7 separate regions of the Mus musculus genome follow, and regions 2, 3, 4, 5, 6 and 7 are each linked to region 1. Evidence: chromatin loops called from intact Hi-C (ENCODE). Cell type or tissue: heart. All regions are shown on one strand.

Region 1 (4,000 bases):
GATTTATTGAGCCCCCTGTCTGACCAAATAAAAGGTGGTGAAAAGCTGCCTTCAGAGCTCTGGGCTCATTAAACCCAGGCAGGGAGTTAGAGTCAGGCCCTCCCACTCAGACCGGGCTCGTCTTTCCCCCAGCAGTCACGGCGAGAACCCCCCACTTGAGGTTAATGATAGCTTCAGCTGGACAGTCATGATATTAAGACCTTAATGAGCGATCGGCCACGTCGACCGAGAATCAGAGGGCGCTCCATGTGTGCTGAAGGTCCTGCTGTCCCTCGTCACAAGTCCCAAGCTAGACCCTGATCTTCCAGAGATTTAGACAGTCCCCCATTCTTGACAAAAGTTAGGGAAGGTCACCTGTGAAGGTCACGCCTGCAGCGCACCACTAGAAGTATAATTTCCTGTTATCCTAATTTGTGTGAATGCACAGGCAACAAAAACAAATATAGCTATCATTTATAAACAGTCCAGCAAAGTAGGTACATTGTCCCATTACATGTGCACATGTCAGTGGGCGTATGCGTATGTACACACACACACACACACACGGGTGGGGTGACTAGAATCACAAAGCTATTAGGTAATAGATGAATGGAACCAAAAGTCACTGCCCATCTTTTTATTTCCCCAGGGCTGGGGATGGAACCTACCACTTAGAATGTGCTAACCTTTGCATTCTTCCATGGAGAGACAGCTCCAGGGTTATGTTAGCTCAAGCCACCAACACAAGTCTGTGATCCTCCTGCCTCCACCTTCACCCCCTGAATGCTGACCTTGTAGGCATGTGCCACCAAGCCAGCTTGTGCAGCCAATATCTCCTACAATAAACTGCCCTGGAGCCTCACCCTGGGGCCCCTAGCTGTTAAGTCACACTGCCAAGTTCAGTATCTAAGCCTTACAGCAAAGCGACTCTAGGCTGTTTGGTTCCTTGTGCCCGTTTAACATCAACAACTACCCCAGCCCTTCAACAGTGGCTCACACAAGAAAGTTCTCGACACTTGTCTGATAAATAAATTTAATGTGCACTGCCTGACAACCAGGAGGGGGAAAAAATCACAATCATAAAACCTAAAGTCACACAGAACAATCATGAATCTCTTAGGCTAGCCCAATAATGATGGCGATACAGTAAGAACTGCCTTTTGGATTTTAAGTTGTATTAAAAAACAAACAAACAAACAAAAAACTTCACAAATGTAATCTCATTCAATAGCTGTGAACAGTTCTGTTAGACAGAAAATTTGAGTCAGAAAACTCCAGCCGCGGGCCTCACTGTCTGACAAGCTAGCTGCAAAGCTGGATTTCAGCCCTAGGGCTTTACCAGAGCGAACATTGACTGCACTCGGGTCGGCTGAGTACTCTACAGGAGAGAGGGCCGAAAGAACTAGATGCTGCAACACAAAGAAGGGAGTGGGACTGGGAACACCTCCAAGGGAGGTGGCCCTAGCCAGGGTTCCTTCTCCAGCCAAGCCGCGCCAAGCCAAGCCTGACCCAGCGCCTCCGCGGTTGGCCTTGAGCAAATCGCTCAGAGAGGAAACCAGAGGCTAAACAAGTCTCGCAGGGTGAGAATGCGGGGTCCTCGCAGGGCTCCAGGAACTAAGTGGGGAGGTTTTCCGGCTCTGCCTCCCCACAGAGCCTGGAGAGCCCCCAGGTGAGTCGTGAACTTCTCACCCCGGCAGAGCTGGCGAAGTTCTTGCTGCATTTTGGTGCCCTCCAATGGTGGATTTTGGAACAGCCTCGAGGTCTTAGCCACCCACCTATGACATGCTGGAGGGGGCCTCATTTATTCTAACGGCTTAATCATTTAAGAAGAAGAAGGGGGGAAAAAAAACATACTGTGACAATAAAAGACTGTAGTCTTGTCTCTCATCTCTTACCCCAAGTGAGCAAGAAGGTTTGACAGAAATTCTCCCTAATGCAGACTCTCTCAGACTTGTCTAATAAGATACATTAGATGTTAAAAATACACGTCTCTGGGTTTTACTTTAGAAGTACCTCATGGAAACCACTAGGGAAATAACTTGGGGACGTTCATTTTAACAGTACACCCCCACACTCTCCAACTCCCACCCCCACGTTCCCCACACCCTAACACGCTGGCAATTAGCAGAGTCAAGATACTTGGGGAGGTTCAGTTCTGAGCATTCACACTGGTCTCCCGAGTACAAACAAGTGGGATGCCAGCAAACCCATGTTTCCCTGCAGGGCTAAGACAGCTACATGTGCCTTGGACAGGGAATGGGGTCCTTGTCAAAGGCACTGGTCCTAGAGATGGGAGACCTGGCTCTGCAAGGACAACTCCAGTCTGAAACTTTAGATCTATCCTGCCTTCCCTGAAGTTCTGGCTCCTCTCATAAAAAGAGCTACGTTCAGTATAGTCTCTTGCTCATAGAAGTGATGGAGCCTCCAAAGAGCTGATGAGCATTAAAGTGTGTTTAAGACAGCATGCCATTCCCACTAGTGTGCTAGAACCATGCTGGTGAGAGCAATATTCCAGGAATGTTTCAAGTTGGTAATCAAGCCTTTGGTGGTGGCTTGACATGAGCAGTGGTGGGAGTATTTGCGCAACAAAAATTGATGCATGTTACAAATTGGGGCTTTGTGTGTGTGTGTGTGTGAGAGAGAGAGAGAGAGAGAGAGAGAGAGACAGAGAGACAGAGAGACAGAGACAGAGAGACAGAGAGAGACAGAGAGAGACAGAGAGAGCAAGAGAGGAAAAGAAAGAAAGAGGAAAAGAAAGAGAGAGGAAAAGAGAGAGAATTGTTAGCACATCACTGAATATTTAGCATGTCTGGATTCTTTTACCCGTTAATTTTTTTTTGCCCACACATTTTGGTGTGTGATGTTTTTGTTTATTTTCAGTTTTTATAATAACATTTTATATATAAAAAAGCTAGTATGAAAAACAAGGAGGACTTTGCCTACAGCAAGCCCAAGCCAAAGAACGTGGTTGCCATCTTCCCACTCTCCAGACTTCAGCTAGCTGTAGCAGTTCCTCCATGACAGCAGCAGGATTTAAGTCTCAGCCCCTCCTCCAAAGGCTCCTGGGGTCACCATGAAGTGACCCTAGTGACCACATTTGATTTGGAGCCCTAGCAGAAAAGAAGTCCTCAAACTGATAGGCCTGGAGGACCACCAGGTGGGGGTGTGCTGTGTAACTGCTCCAGAAGAAAAGAATGGGGCTACCATGGACCCCCTTGGAATCCATGGGGACTCAACAGACTTTAACTCAAGAACCCCATTTCTCCCTCTTCAGAAGGAAGCCACTCGCTCTCATCTCAAGACTCACAGCAGTCTTTATGCTGTTCTGTCAGGAACACAGGTGTTAATTCTTGGAAAGTAGCTACATAAGAGGCACAGGTGGAACACGGACATTGGACACACAGGGACAAACAGGGAACATCGCTCAACCTCTGCTCACCCAGCATGCATCTTGCTTTCCCTCAGCCCAAGCTTTGCGGTGTACAAGGCAGAGTAAGGAGGCTCCTGCCCTAAATCTGGCATCCTGCCTCCCCGGAAACCAAAAAGACAAAAATTGTCGCTCTATATTTAGACCCATATCTAAATTCCCCGGAGCCTGGCTCAAGGATTAGACCGTTCTCTCATGGCCACTGAGACGGGCGATAGCTGCCTACTTGCTTCGCACATGGACCTCTAGGGAATACTGAGCTATAAGATGCTTTGAGCCGTTTGGGAACCTAAACCAAATGGCTAATCTCTCTCCATCGGTGAGACAAGCCCAACGATGGCTTAAGATACTGACACTCAGGATGTCAGTGCAATTGATTGGCACTGAAACATTATAAGTTCAAAGACAAAAGTATCTGTCTGAGAGATACTAGGGAGGCTACGATTGAACTCCCAGGGAGAAGGATGGATAGAGGGCTAGACAAAGACTGTAGGAAAATATCCACCAGCAAGGCCAGCTTGGCTGAAGCATGAGTGCATGCCAGGAATCAACAGAAGATCATGTTCACAAAGGAAGCTGAGCTCATGCTGAAGA
Region 2 (4,000 bases), 260 kb before region 1:
AACTTTCGTGTGGATATAAGAAAATAAAAAATGAAAATGAAAAATTGAGAGACTGTAAAAATTGATTGGAAAGTAAGTACCGGGCAATCAGGTTCCCTTTGCATGATTGCCGTCTCACTGACAATCAAGTGAGAGACGCTTTGACGCAGGGAGAGTTGGTGCTGGGCCACTGTGCTTGTGAGAAGCTTGTTCCTCCTTGTTCTGGTTCTTTCATTCAGTCTTCTACCGGACAGAAAGGGAGAGTCATTCATAGCTAAGCATCTTCAGGCTCTAACAGTGATATTTCACCCCATGAAAGCCAGAACCCCCACACCCACACCCCAAGAAAAAGCCAGAACCCAGTAGAAAACAAAGATCTATTTGCAATCTGCTCTAATGGGACTTGCTTTGGAAGATGTTTTTTGCTTATTGTCTTTCTTGTTGATGCCCTGAGCCATCTCCTTGCCCCAGAGATCCCACGGCTGCAATGTACAGACTCTTCTCATACAAAAGTCTAGGTGTTCTTCTCTAGAGGGCTGTGACTTTTTTTAAACACCAGAGAAGTAATAGAGGAAGGTCAAAGAGACATCATTCTCCTGGTCAGGCATTCTCTCCTGACCCCATGGACACAGGTGGAGGGACACCTTTTTATTCTGAGTTAGTCCTATTTGGCTCCAATGGGCTGCCTGTGTGAATGTAGCAGCACACAGTTCCACCCTGACTACAGTTAGAATGAAGAGAAGATTCCTATTTAAAATGCAGCACTGATTTCCCTGCGTTGAACACCAAGGAGAACTCCAAAATGTCCCCCTGCTCGCAGGCTTATCAGTTATCTTAACAGTGTTTACCCTCAGCTCTCATGGGACTTCCATTCATCTCACTGTAGAGCCACCAATAACTGAACAGGAAATCTGACTGAGAAGAAGAGAGAGCACTTAGAACCCTTATTGGGTCATAGTATCTTAGGCTGTGCTATACCATTTTCTTAGTCTGTTGTTTTCTTCTCTTTTGGATTTTTTACATTTATTCATTCACTGTATATGAGTGTGTACTTACACGTGCATGTGTGTATGCGTGTGGGTGAATGTTAGCCATGGTATGCATGTGGAAGTCAGAGGAAAACTTGTAGGGTGTTGGTTCTCTCCTATTGTGTAGGTTCTGGGGTCAAACTCTGGTTGTCATGATCGGCAGTGGACACCTTTACCGACTGAGTCATCTTGCTGGCCCTGGTTTCTTTGCAGTGACCCAGGAATCCTTAGTCTCTGCTTTGGATATGCCGAACCATTGCTTTTTTACCAAATCACAGACTGGGAAGGTGGTCTCTTGCTCAGCGGGTATGTGCCTGGGTAGATGCTCTCCCCTGAGATGTGCAGCCACTCACACATCACCAGCTTCTAATAATTCCTGACATTTAAAGAGTCAGTCCATTTCGACCATTTCTTTCTGCATATTTGTGGAAAGAGCCAATGGTTTGCAGCATTCAGGAGGCACAGGATGTGCACCTTGTCGTGTGGATCGTATTCGTTCTGCCCGGTTTATCGGTTGTTTGTTTTCTCTTAGGATTTTGGGAGACTTCTTTAACATGTTAAATATGGGGCTAAAAATAGTGACTAGACTGTAAATCATTTGGGGGAAAATATTAATAAGATACAAAGAGAACTGCCTTCCCATCCACCCTGTGTCATAATGACAAAATGCTAAATGACTCTGCATGTCTGACTCCCTCGTCACTGGAGGTGAGGCCTCTGGATTCTGTGCCATACAAACCCCCAAATGTGAGAGCCTTAAGTGCAGGCTGAAGTACCAAGCGTGGGTTTGGATTTCCCTTTCCTGCCCCAGTACTCTGAAAGCATGTTTACTCAGCCTTCCCTCCGAGCAGGGTCCCTGTGCTGAAGCCGGTCTGCCAGCCCACTTCTGAGTAACAGCCAACACCCCCATCCAGCGCCGCCGACCGATGGGCTTGCTCGAATTTAAGGAGCAGGACTGATTTTCAAGTTTCTTCGAGCCATTATTTGTGTTCCAAGTTATCTTCCTGCATCCGTATTAATTTTCTGTTTCCAAAAGTAAGCCCCATGTATTTCAAGGCAGCACAGTTGCTTTTTCACATTTTCCAGGGAACTGGTGTTTTTAATGTCATGTGAGGACAACATTACACAATGGGTCTTTGGCAGGGACACACAGAAATGAATACCGTGTGCGAACAAACATTAAATGGCAGTCTTAATTACAGAGTTAGACTCTGTTGTTTTTAATGCCCTTCAATTTTATAATTTGATGGAAAATGCATCAACACAGCTATTTTCTTTCTACCCTAAATGATTAAGGATTGATATACCCCCAAACTGCAGTAGCTCCTTAGATCAGCTAATCAGGTAGGCCTTACATGTTATCCACTAGAGGGCAGTAGGGATACACAGCCACTCCAACCAATATGTGCAACATATGGTCGACGTGGAAACATAGTAGCCATAGCTTTCATGTGTATGAAAAATTCCCATTGCAGTGTTGCTTCACTTATAATTATATTGAAAGTAAACACTAATTCACAGACAGACTACGCATATTTCAACATATCCCTCTAGTGTTTTGTCTATTCTAGTTTAAAATGCCCTGAGTAATGAAACTTCTACTACTTCCCTTGGGAAGCTATATCAAAACCCACTTGTTTTACATGCCTGTTTTTTTTTACAAACACACACTCAAGATCTATTAGTCTTCCTTCAAGTTCATTTAGACCTCTGTTGCATACTCCATTTTCCCTTACAGCAAAGCTAGTTCCATTCCGCAAAAGATGTTTCCTGAGTATCCATTGTGTGGAAGACATACTTAGTTGAGGGATGTCCACAGCTGGCGAGCATTGCAAGGCTGCGGCTGAAGGATTTGCATGACTCCAAGCTACAGAAGAAGCTCGTCCAAACCAAACATCAGAAGAAGATGTTGGCCTAAGTTCTAAAAGGAGTGACATTCATAAAACTGTCATAACAGGAAAAAGTTTAGTTGAACTTGGATTTTCTGTATTGAAATCCAGAGTGCTAGTATTGCATGGTGACATCTAACATCACCTGAAAAACTGTAAGCTCTCTGGCTGACCTGGCGGTGAGCTCATGCCAAGGAGACGACCTGGGTTCTCACCAGTGAAAGCTGATCCTTTGGCCGATAGATCAGATTAGCCTAGAAGTTTAGAACCAATTTTGGGGTTCTTTATACCTACTTATGAAACAGAGGATATGGTTTGTAAATCCCACCAACAATGTTCCGTAGTCTGCTTTTCGTTTTTTTTAATCATCGACTCACTGGGTTCAGTCCCAGTGCCGCTACACACATTGCATGATGGGAAAGTAACCCAAGATCACATGCAGTACTTTGAGTTTGCACCACTGGTCTTTTACATATACTTCGATCATATGTATCTGAAGGAGAGGGTAGGAAAAAAATCCAAGCCAAGAAAATCCCTTTAAGGCTAGAACTCACAGTTACACTGTTACTACAAGGTTTCCCCATTTACATTAGAGACAGAGCAAAGTTATTTGCTCTGTTGGGTCTTTTTCTCAGATACATTTCCATAAGGCTGTCCTGATGGCCAAGGACATCCCAAGTAGACATGTCCACGGGTGAGAGTGTTCTGCCTCCAAGTGCAGAATGAAATGTTGCAGAAGTTCTAGGAATGATACATACCTCTCAGTGCTCTTTCACATCCTTTGAGCCAATGTAGAACATAGCCTATTCTCCAGGGTCTTTAAAGGCCTTTCTTTTGCCAATTAGGAGGGTAAGAATGTGCTGGATAGGCTGACTCTCTGTAGGAAAAGAGAAGGGAAGGATACAGAATCTTCATGGGAATCTATACAACAATAGTCCAGACTTCCTATCACAAACAAAGCTTACATCCAAAATTTGTGTCACCTGTAATGAAATCCACAGGAGTATTTTATATGGAAGTAATTAAGTGCAAATGTACAACAGCCATTTTTGTGTTTTTGTTTGTTTCAAAATACCAGAGGTGATTAGGCCATATTATGAACTA
Region 3 (4,000 bases), 890 kb before region 1:
AAAGCTATTTGACCCATTCCTACAGCTTCCGTTTTCATCCTGCTAAAGCCAATAGATCTAACTACTCTGTTCATCCCGATTCAGATGCTAATGGTGCCACTTCTGCGAGGTTATAGCAGAGTCAAAGCGTCTCACACGAGTGGGACTCTCAGTATCAGGCCTCTTGCTGTCCTTGAATCCTTGGGGTTTGAGCTCTGAGCAGATAGATCTTCATATTTGTTCTGTAAGAAGTCTTCCTAACAAAGCAGTCACCAAAGCAGCACCGTAAGCGGAATTAACGTGGGTGAACTGATCTACCAAGTTTGTGTGTGTTTTCTCTTAAAACAAAGCCAAATAATTTTATATAAAACAGCAACCAAAATACCCTCTCAACTTTCCATCAGACAAAATGGATTCAGGTTTTGTTTTACATAAAAGCTTCCCGAATCCAGGTTGTAATAGCCCATTCTTCAGTGCATCCTGCCCATTTGGTGCTTGCTTTGCAAATGTTGAGTAGATCCAGATAATTCTTTCCTTTTAAGAAAAAATTATACTCTTACATTCTCAGCATACCCACCAATATGAAGATATAGATACTTCAGTACCTACACTCAATAGTTTTGTTCTATCAGTTGGCCATGAAACATATGAACAAAAGTTTAAAAACTATTTTTTTTTTTCTGGTATGTTGAGAAAAACCCTACAGTCTGCTACAAAGTTCTTCCTCTGGAATCAGGTGGTATTAATTAATGCAAGAAAGGGTTTTAAGTGGCTAAATCTGGAGGCCTTGTTTCTTTTGACTGTGATTTTTAAATAAGTCACAATCTCTGTTTTGCAGGATTTTTTTTTTCTTTGACAGTAAAACAGTAAAACTTATCTGATTCTATTTTTTAAGTCTTCAGCAGTGTGATTTTTGTTTTAGGTAGCTTTATTTGTAGCTCTCTCTGTTCATAGTTTCTGTTTATAAGCTAAAAGTGGATGGAGGAAGTTTGGGTTTGCAATGGTGGAAGAGTAGAAAGAGCTTCTGGTCTGAGAGAGCACAGCACTTTAACTTTGAGGTGGTGGGATCAGGGTTAAGTAAATATCACGATATATTATTGGTCATATTTAATGACTCAATAATTGCAATAAACCAAAAATTATTTTTTTGACAGACTGAAGGACTTAATTGCCTGCGGGTCGTCTGAGAAAAGACAGTTTTAAGTAAGTTTTAAGTGAGTGGAGTGCAGCCTAGCTTCCATGGCTCCTCTTTCCCACTGGCCACTAGATGGAGAGGTGGTCCGTGTCCACAGCTTATCCGTGGTACACCGCTCACTTCTGAGTTTCTACTGGCAAAGCTGAACTGGATGCCTTTGAACATTTTATGAACACAGACATGATATTTAGGCGATGCCATCAGAGAATACACTGTCTTCTATAAAATCATAATGTGATTTTCATGAAATTCAAAAAGATTTGTTTTTCCTTAGCCCCTGTAAGTCCTGGCAGACCTGGGAGGCCAGCATCACAACTCTGGTTTTAACTGCCACAATAGCCCCTCTTGCCTCTTTCAAATTTGTCCATTTAGAAAGGGCCTGGAATGAATGTCAGCACGACAGTGCCACCTTGTGTCCCTGTTGCTATGAGAGTAACTAATGCATGAGCCAGTGAAAAGGAAACAACTGGACATTCAGAAAAATATTTGCAATTTGTTCTAAGCCTTGGTTTTGCATTAATGTTACAAAAATACGTATGAAGTGTTTTAGTGTGTTCGAGAATTCTTAATTCTCAAGAAAATATTAGGATCTGTGTATTTCCCTCTCTCATACTAGTATTGAAAATTTTAAAATGCTGAGTTCAGGGAGGGATGTATTTAACTTAGAGTTAGAGATGGAGAAGACAAGAGATTTTCACCCAGTTCTTACCGCTTATAAAACTGAAACTAAGCACATCAGACACCAAGCTATTTCTTCTTTTGAATTCTGATGGGAACTTTTCTATGCATCCCTTGTAATACCACTTCTCACATTCACTTGTCATTGTTTCTGAGCATATAGGCTGTGTAAGCCCTGGGCTGGAGGATGAGACTTATGTATGACTGTCTGTCATTCTGGAACCTTCTATGGTACTCAGAATACTCACTCAAGTCACTTGAGGTTCACATGAATACTTATACTGGGCAGCTTATGACACATTTATTTATTTTGCACACACACATAATACACAACACACACACACACACACATATACACACTTACTTTATCCTTCTCTCTCCAAGATTTAAATGGTTTTCAAAGAATTTCTCTTGGAAGAACACCTTTTGACTTAGCTCCTTTTCAAACAATCCTCTCTAACTTTCTCTTTGATACTATACACACACACACACACACACACACATATATATACACATATATATATGTGTGTGTATATATATTATGTATATATGTATGTATATATATATGTATATATTTAGTTTTTCTTCTTTTTTTAATTAATTTATTTTTTTACACTCCATATTTTATTCCCCCCATCCACCCTCTAACTGTTCCACTTCCCACACCTCCTCCCCACCCACCTGTCTCCACGTGGATGTCCCCACCACCCCACCCCACCTGATCTCTAAACTTCCTGGGGCCTCCAGTCTCTTGAGGGTTAGGTGCATCATCTTTGAACGAACACAGACCGGGCAGTCCTCTACTGTATGTATGTTGGGGGCCTCATATCAGCTGGTGTATGCTGCCTGTTTGGTGGTCCAGTATCTGAGAGATCTCGGGGGTCCAGATTAATTGAGACTGCTGGTCCTCCTACAGGATCACCCTTTTCTTCACCTTCTTCCAGCCTTCTCTAATTCAACAATGGGTCAGCTGCTTCTGTCCATTGGTTGGGTGCAACTATCTACCTCTGACTCTTTCAGCTGCTTGTTGGGTCTTTTGGAGGGCAGTCATGATAGGTCCCTTTTTGTGAGTGCTCCTTATTAAAATGACATTTTCTGTTTGTGTGTGTGTTATGGTTGGCTGTGCAGTAGTCAATGCTCGGTTTCTAATTTCAGCTTCACAACAAAATTCTTGTGCTAATGTGAATGAGATACTTGGCCCTCCTACATCAGTGCATAAAAGAATTGGACTGATCCGGCTGATCTGAAGGGTGTCAACTCATGAGTTTTGGAAGGCCTGCTCTTGTGTTTACATTATTTTTGTACCTTTGACATCTCAGTTTTTGAATTACTACTATAGCTAAAAGTTAAATTACTCATTGTTGAAAATATTACCTGTTATCTCATGACTCAGAAGAGAAAGCTCTTCTTACAGGGTTACATTTAAAGTGGGCATGGGAATTATAAGAGAGAGGCACCGTAAGATTTTGCATTTTATTAAATATTTAGTTTGGTTGATTGGGCTACCACCATCTTTCTCTTTTAAGCTATAAAATAAGTAGAATATTTTTAAAGAGCAACTACTTGCCACCTACATATTATTTCATGCTATTTTAAACTTTATTCATAACTTGTTAAAGTCAGAGTTAAGGTTTAAGTTTCACATGTTTTTGTATGGAACTTATGCTTGAGTTTTAAGTCCACATATCACTGAAAACACAAATAAACTTAGGATTGGATAATTCACTTAACTTTTTAAGTTTGCCTTTATAATTTTTAAAAAGCAATAGTAGATGTTACCTTTCCTATAAACTCTTATAGAGTTATTGTGAGGATTAAACGAGTGAGTTCATGTCTGTAAAGCTTTCACGAGTAGTAAAAACAGTGTACAAATACTAAGGAGTGTCCCTGCAATTACTGCTGTAACTAAAGAAGGAACGATAATAAAGTCCAAGTCAGAGCAACACACACAGCTTAAGAACATTCAAATCTGGGGCATTACTTAGAATGCTCCTCTGTGGCAGCAGACTCTTTAGAGATGTTTTCGAAATTTTCTGTATTTTGCCTTAATAACTAGTAAATGTAAAACAAGACTACATCTACTGTCTTTAAATAACTTTTTATACTTAGTGTTCACAAGTTGCTTTTGATCATATTTATTAAGTATAG
Region 4 (4,000 bases), 970 kb before region 1:
GGTAGTGTCTGTCTTTTTCCCTGAGATGGGTTTCCTGTAAGCAGCAGAATGTTGGGTCCTGTTTGTGTAGCCAGTCTGTTAGTCTATGTCTTTTTATTGGGGATTTGAGTCCATTGATATTAAGAGATATTAAGTTAAAGTGATTGTTGTTTCCTTTTATTTTTGTTGTTAGAGTTGGCATTCTGTTCTTGTGTCTGTCTTCTTTTTGATTTGTTGAGGGATTACTTTCTTGCTTTTTCTAGGGCGTGATTTCTGTCCTTGTATTGGTTTTTTTCTGTTATTATCCTTTGAAGGGCTGGATTCATGGAAAGATAATGTGTGAATTTGGTTTTGTCGTGGAATACTTTAGTTTCTCCATCTATGGTAATTGAGAGTTTGGCCGGGTATAGTAGCCTGGGCTGGAATTTGTGTTCTCTTAGTGTCTGTATAACATCTGTCCAGGCTCTTCTGGCTTTCATAGTCTCTGGTGAAAAGTCTGGTGTAATTCTGATAGGCCTTCCTTTATATGTTACTTGACCTTTCTCCCTTACTGCTTTTAATATTCTATCTTTGTTTAGTGCATTTGTTGTTCTGATTATTATGTGTCTGGAGGAATTTCTTTTCTGGTCCAGTCTATTTGGAGTTCTGTAGGCTTCTTGTATGTTCATGGGCACGTCATTCTTTAGGTTCGGGAAGTTTTCTTCTATAATTTTGTTGAAGATATTTGCTGGCCCTTTAATTTGAAAATCTTCATTCTCATCCACTCCTATTATCTGTAGGTTTGGTCTTCTCATCGTGCCCTTGATTTCCTGGATGTTTTGATTTAGGATCTTTTTGTGTTTTGTATTTTCTTTGATTGTTGTGCCGATGTTCTCTATGGAATCTTCTGCACCTGAGATTCTCTCTTCCATCTCTTGTATTCTGTTGCTGATGCTTGCATCTATGGTTCCAGATTTCTTCCCTAGGATTTCTATCCCCAGCGTTGCCTCACTTTGGGTTTTCTTTATTGTGTCTACTTCCCTTTTTATGTCTTGGATGGTTTTATTCAATTCCATCACCTGTTTGTTCGTGTTTTCCTGCAATTATTTAAGGAGTTTTTGTGTTTCCTCTTTAAGGTCTTCTAACTGTTTAGCTCTGTTCTGCTGTATTTCTTTAAGTGAGTTATTAAAATCTTTCTTGATGTCCTCTACCATCATCATGAGATATGCTTTTAAATCCGGGTCTTGCTTTTCAGGTGTGTTGGGGTGCCCAGGACTAGGTGGGGCGGGAGTGCTGCATTCTGATGATGGTGAGTGGTCTTGATTTCTGTTAGGATTCTGACGTTTGCCTTTCGCCATCTGGTAATCTCTGAAGGTAGTTGTTATAGTTGTCTCTGGTTAGAGCTTGTTCCTCAGGTGACTCTGTTAGCCTCTATCAGCAGACCTGGGAGATTAGCTCTCTCCTTAGCTTCAGTGGTCAGAGTATTCTCTGCAGGCAAGCTCTCTTCTTGCAGGGAAGATACCCAGATATCTGGTGTTCCAACCTCCCTCCTGGAAGAGGTTGTGTTCCACTCACCAGAGGTCTTAAGATTCCGTGGAGGGACCTGTGAGGACCTTGGGGATGTCCGGAAACTCTGCGCGCAAGGAACCCCGGTGCTGGAGTGGACCAGAAGGGACTTATGCCCCTGATCAGGCCTGGTTATCTGTTTCCCTAGTTAATGCAGTTTGAGGTCCTGTGCGATTGGATTGGAGCAGATGCTGTGTTCCACTCACCAGAGGTCTTAGGATTCGGAGGGGGATCCTGGTGGGTCCTTGCGGGTGTCCAGAGACTCTGTAGGCAAGGCACCCCAGTGCTGGGGAGGACCGGAAGGGATTTGTGCCCCTGATCAGGCTGGGTTAGCTGCTTCCCTAGTTAATGCAGTCTCAGGTCCCGCGATTGGATTGGAGCAGACGCTGTGTTCCACTCACCAGAGGTCTTAGGATCCCGAGGGGGATCCTGTGTGCGTCCTTGCGGGTGTCCGGAGACTCCGCAGGCAAGGCATCCCGGTGCTGGAGTGGACCGGAAGGGACTTGTGCCTCTGATCAGGCCGGGTTATCTGCTTCCCTAGTTAATGCCGGATTATTCTTTCTTTAAAATTGCTGTTTTTTAAAAAACAAATGGACCGCATACTTGTCTTTTTTATTATTTAAAGTTCCAAAATTATCATTTCTGTTAAACCAGACAATCTTTTAAATGTAGATTTTATGTTAGAGTAATTTTTTATTTCTGCCAGCAGGTGGAACCCTTTAGATTTATTTTGTCTCAGTGCAAGATAAACGAACTCTCTGTGATCCATTTTCATTTATAAGAATAGTTTTATTTAATGTTTGTTTCTGAAATACGATGAGTACATAAGAATAGTCAACATATATTCCCTACAAAATTTCATCATTAGTGAAACTCCCACTAATATATTTAATTGAACTTCAATTTCACAGACACTTCATCAAATTGCACTGGTCAAAGTGTAAATTCTCAAGATATTCTTTGTATCTCCAATGGTAAGGAAACACATAACCTAAAGGATCCTCCATTCTATAGAATAAGGGTTTGCAAATATTTTATGTAGTCAATTAGTAAATGTTTACATTCTATGAGACTTACTGTGTTTATCAAAACTATCTATTACTATGATGGTTCAAAAACACACAGATAATATGTGGGCAGGTTTAGTCTTTGGACTCTGGTATTTATCTTACCCCTGCTCTTGGCCAGAACGTCCTGAACTTGCTTGTGAATCTGAATCAACAGGATATTTTAAATTTCAGATAGTGCAGTCAGTTCTCCAGAGCATGTGATTAGGCAGGTCTCTGAAAGGACTTGAAGATATGTATCACTAGTAAGTTTCTAAGTGGTGCTGATGTTGTTGGTTCCAGGTACAGATTTTACCCTGGAAACCATACTCTAGGCCATATCATCATTTCTGCAGCTATTTGTTTGTTTATTATCTTTGTGTGTATAGTGTGTGTGTGTGTGTGTGCTCATGCGTGTGTGTATGCTTGTGTGAGTGTCTGAGTCTGTGGATATGTGCCACATAAGTATTGGTATTCAGAAGGGAGCATTGGACTCTCTGAAAGTGGAGTTACAGGTGGTTTTGAACTACCTGATGTGGGTACTGAGAATGGAAGCCAGGACCTCTGGAAGAGCAGCAAGTTCTTGGAATGACTGAGTCATCTCTCCTGGCCTCTGTTGGTTTATTTCTAAAATAGTCTTTAAACAGGTAGAACAGATATCATAACATGAACTTGCAATATTTTCTAAAGAGACAATTTGTGAAGTAATAGATTGGGTCAATGGGAAGTAAGACTTTATATTGTGACATACACGGTTCAATTATCACCATCTATTAGAGTAGTATTTTTTTTTTCATTAAGAATGATGCTATAGAAAATACCTCTTGAAGAGGCTCACAGGCTGAAAATGTGTTGACATTAGTATGAGAAGGTGAGAAAAGAATCACCCACCACTGCTTTCATCCTGACAAAATCCCTATATTTTAATGCATGTTTTTTACATAGCTAAAATCATATTTCACATTTAACTTTAAAATACAGTTTCTTAAGTATAGTGATCAGAATTGCTACTCTTGTAATTAAATACTATTTGTAAACATCACATTTAATAGATACGTAATTTCCATTACATATAGGTATATTTTAGCAACTGTTCGTACCCCATCCATAATTCTTGGATATTTCTGTCTCGGTGTTTATTAGAAATAATCTTTCAATGAACATTTTGGTGCATAAATTTGTCTTTATGTGAGATTTCTTTCAAAACCCACAGAAACGTCAGTACTGATATGTTTAAGGTTCACATTGCATATTCAAGGTGTCTTGATTATAATCTTATCCTCAGTGCATCGGGGAACAGCTACACTACATCCTGTCTAGTACTAGCCATTTTCATTACTTTTCTTTGTTACACACACTTGTGGCTGGCTTAATTTTCTCAATTATTCCCTCTTTGTGTCCCACCCTCATACCCTCTTCCACTGCTTGTC
Region 5 (4,000 bases), 410 kb before region 1:
TAAAGATACTAGAAATGGACTTAATTCAAATATATATGCTGCAGATGTAAAGAAAACTAGCTTCAAATCTCTACAGCTTATATTCAACTAAATACAATGCTGTATAATACTATATAATTAATATAAGATCTTTACACCTTTAAATTTTAATTCTTCTATTAAAAAATGAGATCTAAATACCATTGGGATGCGCAAAGATGTATAAATGTATAACATGGCAGAGGATTATTAAAAATATGTCCTAATGTTTTAAGTGTGTATTTGTGCACATGCGTGCATGTGTGTGTGTGTGTGTGTGTGTGTGTGTGTGTGTGTGTGTGTGTGTGTGTGCATGCGCACGCAAAGGTGCCCACAGAGATCAAAGAGGGATATTGAATACCCAGGAGGTAGAGTTACAGGTAGTTGAGAATCATACAACATTGGTGCCAAGATCCAAATAGGTACTCTGTCCAGTCTCTTAACCATTGAGCCATCTCTCCTGCCCCAGCAATAAGTGTTTACTCCAACAGGGATCACTATAAGTTTCTTTCACTGTGTTGTAGCTACCTGGTCTGAGTTCTGCTTCTGTTTCTACCTCTCGTTTCCCCTTGGGTCCCACTTTTGACCTCTGTCCCCAGGTACTAAGTCTCTGTCTCTGCTTGAAAGACTGTTGCTATGTTCTTTAAGAGCGATCCTCACTATTATTTATAAATTCAATACCAGCTCATAGTCTATATGTGACATTTAGAGAGTGCTGTTCTTCTCCTACAGTTCTAAAGGATAGTGCTAATATTAAGGTTTGCATGTAAGTGGAGTAGGGGCTGGGGACTCCATTATGATTACCAGCTTCTTCGTGGGAAACAAAAATGACTTGCCAAAAGTCACTTGGAAGCCCCAGGTGGGGAATGTTGAAATTTTTATGAGAAGATCTAGAATTCTTGAGTCTGAGTCCACCAGGGGTCCATTTACTCTGAAAACAGCAGCACAAGGATGATCCCAAGTGTAACTTTGGTATTCTGTTACTGCTTTTCTATCACACAGATAAAATGTTGTCTTGCCTGTGCTGGTCCTCCTGTTACCTATGGCAAGCAGGAGGAAGGCGCTGTAAATTCCCTGCTCAACAGCCAAAGCTAGCCTTGTCACCAAAGCTATCGTGTGTTAGATCACACGTCAGTGTCTGCAGTCGAGCCAGGCCTGGTGTCTCAGGTCTACTTGTTACCAGTGAGTTTATGTGCCTTGAAGCATATGTCCTTGATATATGATCCCAGAGCAAAGGAGCAAGGTATTTCAAGCTGGCCACAATTTTATTGACTCTCACAGGCTTGCTTTGTAGTCATTCCAATACACTAGATGAGAAATTTCTGATGTTCCACACTATCCCGTCCTCAGGACTCCATTTCATAATTCAGTGTCCAGCAAAACAACTCCAGTGCTTTTGTGTGACACTGTGACCATGGGGATAAATAATTGCTTAGTAATTCTCTTTGAGGCACAAAATGCTAAACATGGAGGAACCATTTCCCCTTAATGGGAGCCAGAAATCCTGTGAGTGCTTGAAATGGTATTCACAAGTCTGAATGGTAAACAGAGAAAAACAGGAGCGCACCAGTTGCACAAATGACTCGCTTGTCACAGACTTGTCATTGCGGTAATCTAACATTTCGTTCACAAAACCCGATGGGAAGTACAGAACAAACAGGCCCTGCTGACGGTTTGGCTCCACTAAGCCTTCCTCCAAGCCCAAGCATCTGCAGCATCTTCCTGTCCTAGACCCTTGATCTGCCGAAGTGAGTCGACACTGTCCACAGGAATGAAGTGTTTGACTGTTGCATTAACAAGTCGATGACAAGCAAGTTACTCAGGCAGTTGAATGCTGCTGCTTTTAGCAGGCTGCCATTTTGACCTTCACTTTATCATAAACAAGAACCCTAACAAAGCAGAGCACCCAGGAGATATCAGGATTGTTGCCACAGGCCTGTGCTGATTAACGAAGACTGCCTGTCTGGGGCTTAGGTTATAATGGTATTGTGGGCATAGCAGACAGCTCTGTGGGAGTTATGGAAGATGATTCCTGGTAGAACATTAATGTTATGAGCACAATTGAACTGTCCCAAGGATTGCTTTTGTGGAGGCCAAGTATATGTAAGGAAATTCACTGTCTCCTGTTTTCCCTCCCTACAAACATAGGTGTGCACACATGAATTTATGCTTTATATAACGTTACTATTTGGAAAATATATGTAGAAACTCTTACATGCCAGCTTTTACACATAGTATTTGCCACTTCTTGTGTTCTTTCTATTGGTAAGCTCCCCTACCCTCCTTCTCATTCAGGGTAATATCTACAGGTATTTAAACTGAGTCAGAGCCACACGTGTGTCTCCTACTGTCTACCTGTACCTCTGTTAGCCTCCCCACACTCAATCCAGTAGCCCTCCAAGTCATCATCAGTTTATTTACCACACAGTCTACCAGCAGGGAGTGCTCATACACTGTGCAGTCTCCACATTCTCTGTTTGAGGAGCCTCCTCCCCTTGGGAACCCATCCTTAGTGCTTCCTGTCAAGTGGGCCAAGAGCTGTCTTCACACAGAGCCTGGCTGTAGTCAGAGCCTTGCCTGTCCCCTAGTCCCCAGGGTTCAGCTTTGTTGGTGCTACAGGATATCATCACTTAGGACAATGGCACATTTGCTAAGACTATTCCCGTATTCAGACAGCTGAGCTTCTCTTATGCACCAAGGTGTCAGGTGCCCTGTATCCCATTAGACCCTCTAGGTGTATTCAAGGGACACTGATAGTGTCTGCTGTGCTTCAGACATTCCATGAAAGGCTTTCATTCGTAGGCTTATTTTCTGGCTGATAGCACAGGTACTTTTATTTTCAGAAGTCTTTTGTAAAATGGTTATCATTGTTTAGCCATGAGAACCAATTTTCTGGCCAACACCATGGTAGGCCATAACCTTCTTTGAGACTTGGAAAATTGAGCACAGAGCTGTCTCCCAGGTGAAATGTTTTGATCTCATCCAAATATCTCCTGCTGTAATCTATACCTCGACTCTGTGGACCTCCTACTTCAGAGGACAGGTGGGTGGGAAGATGTAAGAAGAGGGTCCATTCTGTGTATAATTACAATACTGTCTCTGGAAAAGGAAATGGGGGCAGCATGAAGGAGTAATTCAAAGATTCTAAAAGAAAATACGTGAATGAAAATTTGAATTTTAAATGTAGTTTTACTCACTTTTTTGTTTTTGTTTCTTTTTTAAAGTTCCTAATAGGATTTCCATAATGATTTTGTGTTTTCTTAATAGAACTTAAATGGAAGAGAAATGATATGCTATATTTAATTCAGAAAAAAATAAAAATCCTTTTTATGGGAACTCTTCCTTTTCCTATGCATTAGGGAATAGAAAATGGAAGAGAGGAAGGCAAGGATGGGGCATGGAGGTGGGGAGATTTCTTCCTCTTCAGAGAAAGAGCTCACTAGTGTGGTATATGTATGTACTTATTTTAATGTTCATTTACTTATCTCATTATTTTAACAAAGAAAAGAAATGTCTCCTGCACTGGAGTAATGTCATTGGGCTCAGAATTTTAGGACAAAAATGAGTTTTTTACTAGGATGACTTTCTGTCTTTCTCCCACTTAGCAAATGTGTGTATGGATGCTAGGCACCAAATATGTTAATAAATGAACCGTGCACACAAGATCGGGAGCAGAACAAGGCTCTAAGCCAACGTCTAAATTTTAGTCCAGGCAACTCCCCCTCAGAGATTATATACTTTTAGTCTTATTTTAAACAAAAAGTTTTCTTTTAATTTTATGCATCACTGTGCTTAAATGGAACAGGACATGTGCTAGTGTGATAACTGGGACTTCATACAAGCTGTGCTACCTAAGGAACATACATGAGCCATCTCACCATCTTTATTTTATAGTTCTACTTTCTTTGTGTAGTATTTAGAAGAGCTTTTATTATTTCCATTAACTTTTCCCCTGACTTAGTAGAGTTAGTTCAAAGAAGCA
Region 6 (4,000 bases), 200 kb before region 1:
TGAATCTGAAGTTCTGCTTTAGAAACATTCAGAACAAAATCGCAACAGAGTTTGGAAGAAATCAATATCTTGGAAGCTGTGTGATAATTTCATTGGGAAAGATTATTTACCTGGCACCACAAGATCTTATATCTCACTCACTGAAAGCTAGATTAAGGGTTTCCTAACTCACAAATTAATTTCTGCAACTCTTACCAGTTGATATTTTCTGAAAGAATGGTATTCTAGAAGACTGCAGTGTCTCATTACAGTCACTGAAGTGAGGATTCTATCTTTCCTGTTTAAAAAAAAAGAGAGAGAGAGAGAGAGTGCATGTTGATGTGGAACTGAAAAGGAGAGCAAATGAGTAAGATGTGCTAGCTTCTATATAAACACATTTTAAAATTTGAATTTCTTTCCCAGAAAAAAGAAAGACAACTTCTCAACGACACTGACTATCTAGGTCCCTCTTTAAGGCCTTTCCAAATCCAAGCTCAGACTGGAGAACTGTGAAAATTTCAGTACATTCTTCGGCTCAGCTTTTTATCCCGCCCACGGATACAGTATCTCTGTATTTTTGTTCTCCAGATTTAGTGAACAATGAGAAAGGTTACAATAGGGCAGCAGCTAAATTTGTAAGGAAAGAGCTTTAGGGGGAAATGCAATTCCTGAAAGGCGCTTCAAAGGTTTCTAGTGTGAGAGGATTTAAAGACATCAACCTTAGCCTCCATTGACTTTTCTCCTGGTCCCAGCACGGCTTCCCTCCTCAAGAAGCCATTTTATTTCAAGTCTGGGCAGAGAGCATAGGTGTTCTTCAGCATGTCTGGAATTTTCTGCTCATGCTTTTATTCTGAGAATTAAAATATAAGCTTCCACAAATACACAGCAAGACAGTTAGTATCCACGTTTTAGTCCACCAGAATCAGAAGCTCAAAGCAGAGGTCCATCCTGCTCGTTGATTCTACTAAGGGTTATCTTGACTGCGTGAAGGACTGCCCAGAAACCCACGAAGTATTATCTTAGGTATGGTGGCAAGTGTACTTCCAGAGGAGCTCAGCATGTGAGTGTGAGTGGACAAGGTGGGGATAGTTCTCCCCCAGTGATGGTGCGTCCTTAGGCATCCCCACCTGAGAGCTAGGTAGGGCTTGCTTCTGCTTTGGATATCAGAACTGTAAGCTTCCTTGAGTTTGGATTCCAGGCTTATACCAGTGGCACAAGCGTGCATGCTAGTTCTGAGGCCTTCAGACTCACACTAAGCCATACTCGGAGAATCCCAATGTCTTCAGCCTAGAGATGATCTGTCAAGACTACTCATCTGTCCTAATTCATGAGCCAATTCCTTGAATAAATCCCCTCTCATATGTCTATTGCATATCCTATTGATTCTCTCCCTCTAAATAACTCCAACTAATACAAATTTTGGTATCAAGAGTGACTCTAGAGGAACTGAATTTTTTTTAGGAACTGAATCTTAAGGATGATTTGTGTAACTGATTTTAAGGATTCTAGAACTGACTATCTGATTAAACTACAAATTCCTAAGGGTTCTAGTTAGTACAGAGAGCACCAAGAGACTGTGGCATGAGTTGTAGGGAACGCAATATTTGATACCCCTGGCTCACTACTCATTAGAAGCAAGGAGTTTAGTGACTCTGTCTATTGTACTTTCAGTCTGGAGAACCAAGAAATGTGATGCTGATCAGTTACAAATCTTCAGGAATGAGATGTCTTGGCTCGAGCTCCACATAACTTACTGAAGTGTATCTGAACTCAAAATGTCTCTCCTACATTTCCAATAGGCAAACTGCTGATAATAAAGCATGCCCTCGTCATTCAGTTGGCTGAACTCTAACAGACTTTGAACCCAGCCTTTTGTGGTGATAGCACACTGTTAAAGTGAGGACATTAGTTGAAAGGTATGAGGTGGAGATAAGGAGAAGGAACGAGGGGATCCTTAGCGTTAGATTGAAATGTGTGTGAAGACTAATGAGGCTGGGGACACAGAGCTCCTAAGCTCTGAGGAGACACGTTTGCCAGTGGGCATGCCCTCTCTCCATGTTCTCTCCCCATCCTGTGCCCTACAACAGAGTGGCCTCTACCCACTGCCCTATGGCACGGCAGCTGGTCCCTCCCACCCCTGCAGATGGCTACTCACCCACACAAGGATTGGCTTTTCCCTATCTGCCTGCAGGCATTGGCTGGCATCATTGCCAATGAAAACATCAGTGATCTCTCCTGAGAAGCCCCGAGCAGGAGAATGCTGCTTCTCCTCAGGCCTGGCCTTCTTGGTTTCCACCCTGAGATCTAAATTCAAGTCAGATCAGAATTCCTAAAGTGCAGAACAAAATGTCACCCTGAGGTGTACTGCAACACAGGAATCATGAGATGCCTGCTTTATGCAGGCAGGAGTCTGGAGAAATCTCGTGTGGGAAACATGAGAGGCCAGGCTAAGTAAAGGGGAAATGAACTTATAGCAGCCTGAATGTGTTTTTTTAATTGAGATTTTTTTACAGGTTGTGTTAAGGATCCATACACAGACATTTCAGTTTGTACACAATTCTTAACATATGAAAAAGGTCTAAAAGTGACATGTTGTGATTCTTAATAGCATACCTTCCAGTGACTTTTCAACTTCAAATGTGGAGGCAAATTTTCTACAAGGAGATATGAAATACCAACACATTCACATGCTAATTTACCATCACAGAAGACCCGCCCAGGTCTCTGGTTTCTACCACACACACTGTACCCACAAATTTCCCTTCTCAGCACATTAACAACGTTATCAAGAAAAGGAGACAGCCATTCCAAGGGTGCTGCACAGTACACACATGTCTGACAAGACAATAGTATATTCCAGACATGTTCAACATACAACTGTGACTCCAAGTTTCCATTTCATATGTTTTATATTATAGGATATAAAATTAATTTACCTATATGATGTTAAGCTTATAACCAAGACAGTCATAGGCTTCCCTAATTAAATGGCCCACTATTTTCTGGTTATATAAAAAATAAGCAACAACCAGAAAATGGTTTTGCAGCTTCCTGCTTCTTTCCCTCCTCCTCCACCATCCACTCTGAGTAGGTAAATCCATTTTACTATGCCAGGCTCCCTACTCCTTCGCACTGATTCCTTGGCACTCTGTATTGCTCATATTGGTCCTCTTCTGATCCATGCTGCAGCCAACAAATTTAAGGTTAGTGGATTTTCTTAATGCTTTAAGCTGTAAGATGAAGTGTGGTTCCAGCACACTAGGCTTGATTTCTTTTACCTACTTAAGAATGGACAAAATGGTTTCCTTCAATCTTAAAGATATTCTTAGGATCATGAAGACTAACTCGGGATTGCAGTTATACAGAAAGCATAACTCTGGTGCTGAGACATGGTGTTTATGTGTAGACCTAACGGTCTGAGTTCTGTCCAACATCCCATTTGGTAGCAGGAGAACCGACTCCCAAGAGTTGTCCCTCTGATCTCCGCACATGCTCTGAGTCACAAATGCCTGCACACAGAAACACACCACAGATGGATGGATGGACGGGCAGACAGACAGATGAATGGATGGGCAGAAAGGCAGACAGACCGATGAAAAGATCTTTTAAATATGTTTGGGTTATACAAGAAGGGAGGGAAGAACAGTGAGGCATTCGTAGAGTTAGCTTTTGTCTTCCACGGTAGGCTGTACTCTTCCTTTTTAACTTCTCCATTTTGTGCAGATAAATGATGGGGTTCTTGATGAGCAGCTTGGGACATTTTTCATTTTTCCCTTTGTTTCTGGGTTCTCTTTTGTTTGTACCCTCCCCCCTCCCCATCTCCAAGATGGAGTATCTTTATATAGTAGCCCTCATTGTCCTAGAACCAGCTTTGTAGACCAGACTGGCCTCAAACTCACAGAGATCTACCTACCTCTCCCTCCTGAGCCCTGGGATTAAAGGCATCTTCCATCACAGCCTGGCTTGTTTCCCCTTTTTTTTAATTTGGAGGTTTGTTCTTTCCCTTTAAGTTTTTTTTAGC
Region 7 (4,000 bases), 1.5 Mb before region 1:
TAGTTTTCATCAGTGTTATATTTGCTTGCTCCTTTTAAAAACTGGTTTTCTGGTGTTTTTGTTTGCTTTGTTTTTATTTGTTTGTTTGTTTTGTTTTGAAACTGGATTTCTGGGTAGTCCTGGCTGTCTTGGGACTCTCCCTGTAGACCAGGCTGGCTTTGAACTCAGAGTTCCACTCACCTCTATTTCTGGAGTGCTAAGATTAACGGTATTCTCTACTAAGTCCTTTGCTCTTCCAATGACTTTTCGTAAGGACCTAATAGATGATTGTCAGACCAAGGACTGACAAATTCGAAGTGATCAGATACGAATTAGGTTGTTTTCACATTTTAATTAAGACTTGGGATAGATAGCATTGGGAACAGAGTCACAATTGTTATTGTGAAGAATCCTCAATAAATTATGGGACTTCAATAGACAAATGGAGCAAGTACTATATTCTTGTAGATTTACTACAGGAGGATGACGGTTGGTATGTAGCTGAAAGGGCAGTCTACACCCTCCGCCCTCAGCTGCCTGCCACATCAGTACAGCCCCAGGAGGCTTCAGAAGATGTGCTCAGGTCTCTTGAGTGGCTGCATCTCCCCCCACCCCCCAGAAGCGACAGGGGACAAATGGCTGCTGGCTCGCTACACAGTTCCACTTCACTCTGCTCCCACCCTCTTGCCAGCCCACCAGGCACGTGCCAACAATGAGCTGCCTGCTTCACTGGGATCCTCGGCTCCATTAATAAGCCCTGGAAGGCTGATAATTGGAGATTTGCGGAGCCTGCCGTCTTTCAATGAGGCGGGTTGTTATGGAAACCGCAGGCAGAGCATCATGTACATATTATTGATCCTTTAAAATAATAATAAAAAAGGACCATTAGAATGTAATGTCCCTTTTTCTTACCTCACTTGGCTCCCATCGTTTTCTTTGAGAAGTTTGTCATCAATTTGCACACGTGACAATTCACAGCTCATCTCTCTCTTTATCTCTTAGCACCCGCCCCACCCCTTTCTTAATTACAGAGAATCTTTCACCTCTAGCAGGAGAAAAAAAGTCAGCTGAGCAGAAAACCAAAGGAACACCAAAGAGAACACTCTCAATCTAATTTAACACCAAGGCATTAACTCGATAATTTGAGACAAGAGAAATCAGTCATGAGTATCAATGCACATTTCCTCGCCATTAAAAATAATAATAATAAATCGAACAGAGCTTAGAAATGACTTCGGAGCCCCACCCTAGTTTATTCTGGTGGCAAGATGTTCACCACCCACGATGAAGCACACACGGTGCTCTGGAAAGGAGCCCCCAGCGCTCAAGCCAAGGAAAAAGCCGGACTATTTTTCTGAACTACTTTTAAAATTTAGCTTTACACTCTTGCAGAAAAAAATCCAATTACTCCTTTTACTTAAGGAATACAGACATAATGCCGAAGTGTACCTGACTGGGAGGCCTGTGATCAGCATTAAATGAATGTGCCTGAAGGCTGCTTTGGACTTCAGTGTCACCCAAATTCCTTGCGTTGAAAAGGCCTGGGCGCCATTGTTTCTTGGTGAACTTCCCATTTTTCCCCAGCAGAGGGCAACAGAGTAATACTGTTCCCGACCTTGAGGTCTGCGGACCAGCCACGAATCCAAAGCAAAGCACACAATTGGTTCAGGAACGATTTGCTGTGGCAAGGTCCTACTTTGAAGCCTTTCTGAAGTTAATTGTATTTTTAAGTCCTTTTAAAGGTAACCAAAATCTAAGTCTAGAAATATTGTTTACCAAAGTCATGAAGTCATGGGAGTGGATGAACTAAAATTAATGTTACATTGTGAAATGGATTTCGAGAGCAGGTAATGCTTTGCAGTGGCCTTATCTCTATAGGATAAGGTCTTATCTTATATCTAAGACCTTTGAATCCATAAAATACTATGACATCAGTTGTCATACTATTTTAATGTAGCAAAAGCATCTGCCATTGTTTAGTTTAAAGCCCCAATCACTTCAGGTCTGAACATTTTAAGGTCTAACACAGTCACCTTCCCCTCCCTGGTGCTATAGCAATGTTGCCTAATTAAGTTCACTTCCTTCATTCAGATACCTGCCACCCTGGTGACATCTGAACTTACTCTCTGCAATTAGACTGTGTTTCCAGTCAAACACATACTTTCACATAGCTCTGGGGCCAGGAGTTCGTTTTGTTTGCTTGTTGTTTGCTTGCTTGCTCCTTTTTAAAGGCCTTACATTGCTTCCAGATTGTACACTGAACAACAGCATTTTTCTTTTTACTTTTATATACCAGTATTCTTTACAACGCCTAGAGCTCTTGCGTAAGTCACACCTGCTAGCAAAGGAAAGTTATCTGTATGACAATGAAACGAGCTCCTTGGGTTACCTTGTCTCCTCCACGATGAGCCTAACTCATTATGTGACTGTTCAAGGTGATCCTACAAGACACGTCACTTTTCATTAGAATACACACACGCACAGCCCGTCCTGGGGATTGTTCGAGTACAGTGGGCTGAACAGTTTTGAAAACTGGTCCCAGCTGAATAGCTGATGAAAGACCAAACTCTCATCCATATTGACACACAGTAAAACATGTTACAGACCATTCCAGGAGATGAAAGGACTCTGTGAGACCCGCTATGCCTCGGTCAAAGTGACATCTAAGTTTCCTAAGAAGATTGAAATCTAAGTTGAAATCATTATACTTGTACTTACCTAGAAAGAGCATATTACCCATTTCTCTCAAGAGTTTCCAACTCTGTCTATCAAATCCCTAGATTGCAGTTTCTGAGGGACCAATTACAGGCAGCCTAAATTAATCCTACCCTCACTACCTGGTGGCCTTGGCTAACTTCCAGGCTCAATCATCACTGATAATGTAAGTACTTGGTAATGTTGCTGAGCTCCAAAGTAGGCCAAGTAGAATAGCCTCCGACTCTCAGGAGACTCGGTATATCATTATGTGTCTCTCTCTAGCTGACCACAATAAATTAAGTCATATTTGTACATTAATTTCCTCTTTAAAGTCAGGGGGTTGGTACCAAGGTACAAAATAATGTTTTCCAATAATTTCAGATTTTAAAAAAAAATTTTAAAAATTGGTCAGTTTCTATTAAACACTTGCTATATGTTCAAGGAAATACATTGTAGGAACTTTATATGCAAACCATTTAATGCCAATTGGGTTCGTCTCTGAGATCATTTCATAATGATGAAACCCATACTGAGCTATTGACAGAGCTCCTTAGGGACCATGTCTGTGCTTCAAATTCAATTCCAAGACCTGTACTCTCCCTCCTGTGTCACAGTCGAAGAGGACACTTACCTAACTCAACAGCTGCTGCAGTGCTCTGTCTACTGATGCAACAGCTAGTTATTCATAGCATACTTTCTTCTGTAAGATGAGTCCTTTGCATCATTTAAAATGCATCACTTTGTAAATATCTTGTGGTAGTCTGGGATTGGATGTATCATTAAAGGTACCCAGCAAGAAGTTTTAGAATAGCTTAGAGTTGAATCCAGGCCTGCCAAGTCCTACCTAAGGTAGGATATTTAATGAGGTATCCTAGGTAAATTTGTTTCTAAAACTTTACTTGGAATCTCCAATGTGTTAAGTTTGGAAATAGCTTAAGTTTAAAGTCAGGGGATATTAAAGCTCACCTCTTCTTTTCTCTTACTGCCTGGAATCAAGTAGTTGTTCACTTTTAGTTGAAGTAGGGTTGCCTGAAATCTGATGCTAAAGAATTAAGACAGTGGATGGGTGGGTGGGGGAGCACCATCATAGAAGTAGGGGGAACGGGGTGGGATAGTGGGGTTTTGGAGGGGAAACTAGGAAGGGGGACAACATTTGAAATGTAAATAAATAGAATAACCAATAAAAAAATTTTAAAAAGAATTTAAGAGAGAGAGAGAGAGAGGATATTCAGAAATAGGTCATGGAAAAGAAACAGATGATTTTAACACTTAAAGGAGGAATCGGCTATAAGTGTTATAGATACTTTAGCTAAAAAAATATTTT

What was found. Hi-C counts contacts between places; a loop is a spot of excess contacts. Peaks named below come from ENCODE experiments on the same cell type or tissue, not always from the same donor. Only the 100,000 strongest peaks of a DNase experiment are listed, where the experiment ranks them.
Region 2: a loop joins it to region 1, with 7 times the contacts of the local background. A loop is called at or near these places in 19 of 42 quality-filtered maps.
Region 3: a loop joins it to region 1, with 3 times the contacts of the local background. A loop is called at or near these places in 4 of 42 quality-filtered maps.
Region 4: a loop joins it to region 1, with 7 times the contacts of the local background. A loop is called at or near these places in 8 of 42 quality-filtered maps.
Region 5: a loop joins it to region 1, with 3.0 times the contacts of the local background. A loop is called at or near these places in 3 of 42 quality-filtered maps.
Region 6: it touches region 1 in a loop (4-fold over the local background); 4 of 42 quality-filtered maps call a loop at or near these places.
Region 7: it touches region 1 in a loop (4-fold over the local background); 8 of 42 quality-filtered maps call a loop at or near these places.

What each region holds. Positions count from the first base shown.
Region 1 is chr16:43,800,521-43,804,520 of GRCm38, forward strand. The region is part of intron 2 of Drd3 (dopamine receptor D3); the gene reads left to right. Among named protein-coding and RNA genes, the nearest start is that of Gm26074, 31 kb to the right of the region's middle. In heart, a CTCF peak has its summit at 1,710; a DNase peak (open chromatin) is centred at 1,531; H3K4me3 peaks cover 490 bases; H3K27ac peaks cover 1,767 bases.
Region 2 is chr16:43,537,892-43,541,891 of GRCm38, forward strand. All of the region lies in intron 5 of Zbtb20 (zinc finger and BTB domain containing 20), which reads left to right. Among named protein-coding and RNA genes, the nearest start is that of Mir568, 100 kb to the right of the region's middle. In heart, a CTCF peak has its summit at 2,374 (motif pointing right); a DNase peak (open chromatin) is centred at 1,980.
Region 3 is chr16:42,913,363-42,917,362 of GRCm38, forward strand. All of the region lies in intron 1 of Zbtb20 (zinc finger and BTB domain containing 20), which reads left to right. Among named protein-coding and RNA genes, the nearest start is that of Gm19522, 3.3 kb to the left of the region's middle. In heart, a CTCF peak has its summit at 1,580 (motif pointing left); no DNase peak of the experiment used is centred here.
Region 4 is chr16:42,833,896-42,837,895 of GRCm38, forward strand. The region is part of intron 1 of 4932412D23Rik (RIKEN cDNA 4932412D23 gene); the gene reads right to left. Among named protein-coding and RNA genes, the nearest start is that of 4932412D23Rik, 40 kb to the right of the region's middle. In heart, a CTCF peak has its summit at 2,226 (motif pointing right); no DNase peak of the experiment used is centred here.
Region 5 is chr16:43,392,432-43,396,431 of GRCm38, forward strand. All of the region lies in intron 4 of Zbtb20 (zinc finger and BTB domain containing 20), which reads left to right. Among named protein-coding and RNA genes, the nearest start is that of Gm15713, 26 kb to the right of the region's middle. In heart, a CTCF peak has its summit at 2,461; a DNase peak (open chromatin) is centred at 2,550; H3K27ac peaks cover 1,590 bases.
Region 6 is chr16:43,595,731-43,599,730 of GRCm38, forward strand. The region is part of intron 9 of Zbtb20 (zinc finger and BTB domain containing 20); the gene reads left to right. Among named protein-coding and RNA genes, the nearest start is that of Mir568, 43 kb to the right of the region's middle. In heart, no CTCF peak of the experiment used is centred here; no DNase peak of the experiment used is centred here.
Region 7 is chr16:42,275,079-42,279,078 of GRCm38, forward strand. The region is part of intron 2 of Gap43 (growth associated protein 43); the gene reads right to left. Among named protein-coding and RNA genes, the nearest start is that of Mir6540, 26 kb to the right of the region's middle. In heart, no CTCF peak of the experiment used is centred here; a DNase peak (open chromatin) is centred at 1,553.